Regions from separate parts of the Homo sapiens genome. Here region 1 is linked to region 2. A link is a loop called in an ENCODE intact Hi-C map of the cell type or tissue named here. Cell type or tissue: Caco-2. All regions are shown on one strand. Each heading gives the region's core, and the rest is flanking DNA. Links, peaks and the distances in the headings are about the cores only.

Region 1 (2,924 bases), core at 210-2,709, 160 kb before region 2:
AGGAGTAAAAAAAGAACAGTTTTGTTTTAAATTACAGAGAAAAGGTAGTACACTTATTAGTGAATTCACATTCCTTCTCTGCATCAGAACTACTCTTCCCTTGTGAAACTTGATTACCTCTTCCTTGTACACATGTATCCAGCCACACACTGAGTTATTTTAAATGTACCACCTAAAAATTTCTCCAAGTTGTACGCTACTTTCTCCTTATTTCAGAGCTTTAATATACTTCAATGGATTTAGGCAATATTTCCTAAAAACGAAACAAAAATCCCTACATTCTGTCGTGTTCCCTCTTGTCCTACGTGGACTGCATAGGGATCTCTCTTAAACACAAGTCTGATCATGTCATTTCTCGCCTGAAATGATTGAATAGTTTCCAACTACTCTTTGGATAAAGGTGAAAATCCGTAACATGTCCCAAAGACCAGCATGTTCTGTTCTTGACTCATTCTATAGCCTCATATACGACATTTCTTCAGCACACTAACCTTTCAGTTCCTCGGGTGCACCAAGTTCCCTTCCACACACTACTCACTCTGCTTATAATATTTCAGAAAATTACAATTAAATAGGCCGGGCACGGTGGCTCACGCCGGTAATCCCAGCACTTTGGGAGGCTGAGGCAGGCGGATCACAAGGTCAGGAGTTCCAGACCAGCCTGGCAAATATGGCGAAACCCCGTCTCTATTAAAAATACAAAAAAAAAAAAAAAATTAGCCGGGCGTGGTGTCACATGCCTGTAATCCCAGCTACTTGGGAGGCTGAGGCAGGAGAATCACTTGAATTCGGGAGGTGAAGGTTGCAATTAGCCAAGATCGCACCACTGCACTCCAGCCTAGGCGACAGAGTGAGACTCCATCTCAAAAAAACAAGAAAAGAAAAGAAAAGAAAAGAAAATTACGATTAAATTCTTAATCCTATAATATTTTAATTAAATGTCTCCATAAACTGTAAGTTCCAGGAAGGCAGGAACCAGTCTTGTTCCAGTTCTTAAGCAGGTACTTGGGACACAAAATATACTCAATAAATATTTGTTTAAAGAAGGAAAGTTGAAAAGAAGGACATGAAATAGCAAGGGATTTAATTTGAACGAGCTTTTGTTAACGTGAAATTGATCCAACTATAAACTAAGGTAAATAATTGACAATACATTCCATTCTATTTTGATAAGAAAGGAAAATAAATGAACTTGTTTTCTCTCCTCAGTAAAGAAAAAAGACATTTAGAAAGAGGACTTAAGGAATAGAAGTGGAAGTATAAGCATTTTACTACCTTCTTATTTTCACTAATTCACTTATCATGGAATGAATTTTAAAGTTGCAACTTGAGATCCTGAGACAATTTCTTCCTACCACTACCAATACAGCCAGTTCCGCTTAGTATGACTTATTATGTTTTTGGAACATTGTTTTAATAAAGTAGCAACTTTTGGGGGTAGTTTATAATAATAAAGAATTATATAGGTCTAAGTTTTATAAGAGAAAAGAAAGAATTATAACCTCTCATTTTTAGTTTGCCATTGTGCCTTTTTTCCCTTTTTCCCCTAAAGTAGAGTTTTTAATTAGCATTCTGCTTTTCAATTAATAAAAACATTGTGTATATTCAGGCGCCTTATACAAAATTATTGATCCTTACAGTAGAGGGCAGCAGAGGAGCACATCTCAAGACAAAAATCCTGGGATACATCCCAAGTCCCCTTGTTAAGGCTCCCCTTGGAATGATGTGTGGCTAGGTCATTAAGAGGAAGACAAGCAATTTGAGAAGATAGAAGTTGAGAAGCGATAGTGACTATGAGGTGGCTAAATATCTCAAAATTTGGAAAACTCAAAGAATTTTATATGTCTTGATTTTTGAACATATATATTTTATATCTTATTCCCCTGGACAGAAATATGCATGATGTGCATAATATTATTAACGGTAGCAGACCCTGGCTTTTCTTACTTTCTGTCTTTAATGGTTCACCCTTGCTTTTATTGAAAACCCAAAAGTGATGAGTTTTAAATGGGTTTGTGTTTATTACACAGATGAAGGGAGTTTAAGTATAAGCTGTAAACATTTTTGATCCTTCTAAAGATCATACTTAGGAATTAATTTCTATGTTTTGTCATCTAATATTTTTCTTGTTTGCTTGAGTGAACTAGGAAGGTTACTGAACTTAGAGAAAGAAATATATTCTGTGGCATTGTATACCTTGGACTATGAGACACGGCAAATCACAGAGGCAAAGCACATGCCAAATGACTCCAAAGATACTTCTGTTGACTGAGAAGCAGTGCAATGCAGTGTTCAGCTACGACGAGGCTATCAAATGAGAATATGTAGGTTTCATGGAATTTATATAAAGCCCTAAAGTCGGTAAAGCTTGAGAGATGGAGCTATCATTTATTTTTTAGCTTCCCTGTCACAGGAGGAATTAGAAGTTGAAAGGAAAGCAAGTGCGATGTTCTGGTTTATATACTTGGTTGTACTTTTAGGCCAATCACACAGAGTCACTTTATTTATTTATTTATTTATTTTGAGACAGAATCTGGCTCTGTCACCCAGGCTGGAGTACAGTGGCACGATCTCGGCTCCCTGCAACCTCTGTCTCCCAGGTTCAAGCAATTCTCCTGCCCTCCTGCCTCAGCCTCCCTAGTAGCTGGGATTACAGGTGCCCACCACCATACCCGGCTAATTTTTGTATTTTTAGTAGAGATGGGATTTCACCATGTTGGCCAGAGTGGTCTTGAACTCCTGACCTCGTGGTCTGCCCTCTTCGACTTCCCAAAGTGCTGGGATTACAGGTGTGAGCCACTGCACCTGGCTGAGAGTCACTGTTAAAAGGGAAATATGCCCCCTTATTTACGGGAAAATCTGTTCAAGAGTGGTGCCATCCGTAGTACCTGGAAGACTTGGATAGTTCTGGATATCCAATAACT
Region 2 (2,924 bases), core at 317-2,816:
ATAAAAAAGCAAAGACCCATAAGGCTTGATGTGGTGACATGGTGACTCTGAACTCTTCCATCTGATAATCCTTGGTATCCTTAACCTGAATTGTTATGTTCCTGGCATGTGTAGACAGGGCATTGAAATAAATGTTTTCAGAGAAAAAAGCTTGGTTCATTAATTACATGGAAGTGCTGGCCCTGAAACTGAATGTTGGGTTCTAGTCAAGCACAATGTACAGAAATAGGTCAAATGACTCTAGTGAGTTGAAGGGTACATGCATTTTTATATCTACAGAGGTGAAAAAAAAACCACACAGGTTTTCCATCATTCATGGTCTCTGCGGACTTAATCTTCAAGCTTTGAAATATCTTGTTCTCCTTCAGTATCTGTATAAAAGCACCCATTTAAAAAATGAAATAGCTTTTCAGTTTACTCTACTATTATCTTAATTGTTGGAACTTGGAGTTTTTCCTTGGAGGTCAGCTTTGGTGAACTTGGTCCACTGCTGTGTCCTGGCCAGACTTTGCATCTTTACCAGCTATTGAAGTGCTATTCCCAGGTGGGAAGGAATCATGGCAACTCCTCAGCAGTCTGCAGTAATCCAGCTCCCAGAGCAGCCAAGTCATTGCTCTACCAGCCATGAGAATAGCATTCCAGAATTACCTTTATTCCCAGCTTTTCCATGGTCGACACCTGGCTCAGTTACTAATAGGAAGAATCTGACTGAACGTTCCAGGGCCCAGGTGAATTTTTTTTTTTTTTTTTTAAGAGCAGAAGAAGCTGAAATATATGAAAGCAGCCAAATAACAGTAAGATCCTGGTCTCTAATATATTTTACTCCATTCCACAGAGTATGATGTGGCAAGATAAGCTTTAGTTTCGCTTCTCCTTTCAGACCCTGTATTCATTCCTTCCTTATGCAAGGAGTACACCTTTGGAATAAGTATGCAAATTTTTTTTTTTTTTTTGAGACAGAGTCTGGATCTGTCACCCAGGCTGGAGTGCAGTGGCGCGATCTCGGCTCACTGCAAGCTCCGCCTCCCGGGTTCACTCCATTCTCCTGCCTCAGCCTCCCGAGTAGGTGGGACTACAGATGTTCGCCACCACACCCGGCTAATTTTTTTTATTTTTAGTACAGACGGGGTTTCACCGTGGTCTCTATCTCCTGACCTCGTGATGCGCTCGCCTCGGCCTCCCAAAGTGCTGGGATTACAGGCGTGAGCAAACTTTTTAATAGAATAATGCAGCTGACTTATGCTGTGAAAGGCAGCCAAGAGAGAAAGGTTTTATATTTTACAATGGCTCTACTCTTAAGTATCTATCCCATCCCATCTAGTGATTCACTGAATTTCCATTGAACAGCAGCAGAGCCTCTTATGTAACTCCTTCAAGTTAGAGCCTGGAGCCCTAGGGTCAAGGACGACCAGTAGAGGAGGCTCAAGGGGCATGAAAGAAAGCGAGGAGAGTATTCAGAGTGAAGTAGCTATTTTTTAGGCATAAAGGGTGCATTTGTAAGGAGTGAAGGAAATATCTGTGCATTCTTGTTACTTTGTGTGCTTCAGTGGCTATCTAGTAGAAATGTATTTGTTCTGATAATGCACTGCACTACGGGTCCTCCCAGACATTTTGGAACTGAAAAAGGAATATACTGCTCTTCTTCCATTACACAATCTCATTCTTGTCTTTGTTTTCAATCTGTGTTTTGCCCCTGCTCTATAGGAATGTTTATGCTCTAAGCTGATTTATTGATAGTTCTTAGATACATCAGAGATTTCTAGTTAATCATTCTTTATGCAAAAGATTCTGTTTTGGAAATTTATAATGTATATTTATTATTGGCAGGTACATGAATTTAACATTTTTATAAATATTGGTAAATTTCTCTCCAAATAGGTAGTACCTATTGAACATAAATGTAATTTAAATTGAATTTACCGTTAAGAGTGCTGATGAGAATACTTCAGTCTTATTGCCATTTAAAAGCTATATGATATCCAACTAAAATGTTTGCTAATCTAGCGGTAATTTTTGTTAATCTGATTCTAGTTTTAATTTGCGTTTCTTTAATGTCATGAGTTTTAGTATTGTTTGAAATGTTTATAAGCTACTTCTGTTTTTCTTTGTGTTTGCCTTTTGTGGTTACATTTTTATGCTCTTTATAGGATTTCCGATTACATTTTTGTTTTTTCTTATTGGTTTGTAAGAGTTTTCTGTATGTTAAAGAAATATATCTTTTATCTGTCATATTGTTACAAATATTTTTTCTTTGGTTGTTTTATCTTTGACTTATGGATATATACCCTAGTAAAAATCTACTAAGATTAATAAGAGAAGATGATAAGCTAGCTGGATAAAGAATAACCTTACAAAACTCATACGTCTTATCTATACTGAAAACAGTTTGTTTGAATTGAAAATGAAAAACAATAAAATGCTGACAAAACTATAAAATACTTTGGAATAAATTTTAAAAGACTGATCAGTATCTCCAAAGAGAAATCTATACATTGTATTAAGGGAAAAAGATCTAAATAAAGTTTCAAGTCATACCATGTTTCAGGATGCAGAACATTTATTTTCTATTTTCAAATAAATATAAACATTTAACAAAGTGCTACTTCACTTTTTTTAAAAAATAGAATATCATGTTTAAAACTAAAATGGATAAATATTAGAAAATGGCTTCCCAAATTATGAAACAATCAAATAGTGTTAGGGTTCTTGGCTTGTCAGATACTAAAGCTGATTACAAAGTCACTAGAATAAAAGAAAGATAATAGCAAAGGAATAGGTAAACAGATTAGTAGAAGAGAACCAGAAATATATCTACTATATGCAGAAATGTGATATGTGACAACTGTTGCATTTCAGTTCATTTATTGAAGCAGATGGTTTCTCTAATAAGCGGTGCTAGCAAAAATGGCTGTTCAATTGAAAAA

Evidence for each region. A loop is a pair of places that touch in the nucleus more often than their neighbours do. Peaks named below come from ENCODE experiments on the same cell type or tissue, not always from the same donor. Only the 100,000 strongest peaks of a DNase experiment are listed, where the experiment ranks them.
Region 1: a loop joins it to region 2, with 13 times the contacts of the local background. A loop is called at or near these places in 3 of 110 quality-filtered maps.

The regions. Positions count from the first base shown.
Region 1 is chr7:144,853,387-144,856,310 of GRCh38, forward strand. No RefSeq gene overlaps it. Among named protein-coding and RNA genes, the nearest start is that of TPK1, 19 kb to the left of the region's middle. In Caco-2, for the core only: a CTCF peak has its summit at 1,640 (motif pointing right); no DNase peak of the experiment used is centred there.
Region 2 is chr7:145,014,862-145,017,785 of GRCh38, forward strand. No RefSeq gene overlaps it. Among named protein-coding and RNA genes, the nearest start is that of TPK1, 180 kb to the left of the region's middle. In Caco-2, for the core only: no CTCF peak of the experiment used is centred there; a DNase peak (open chromatin) is centred at 1,400; H3K4me3 peaks cover 238 bases.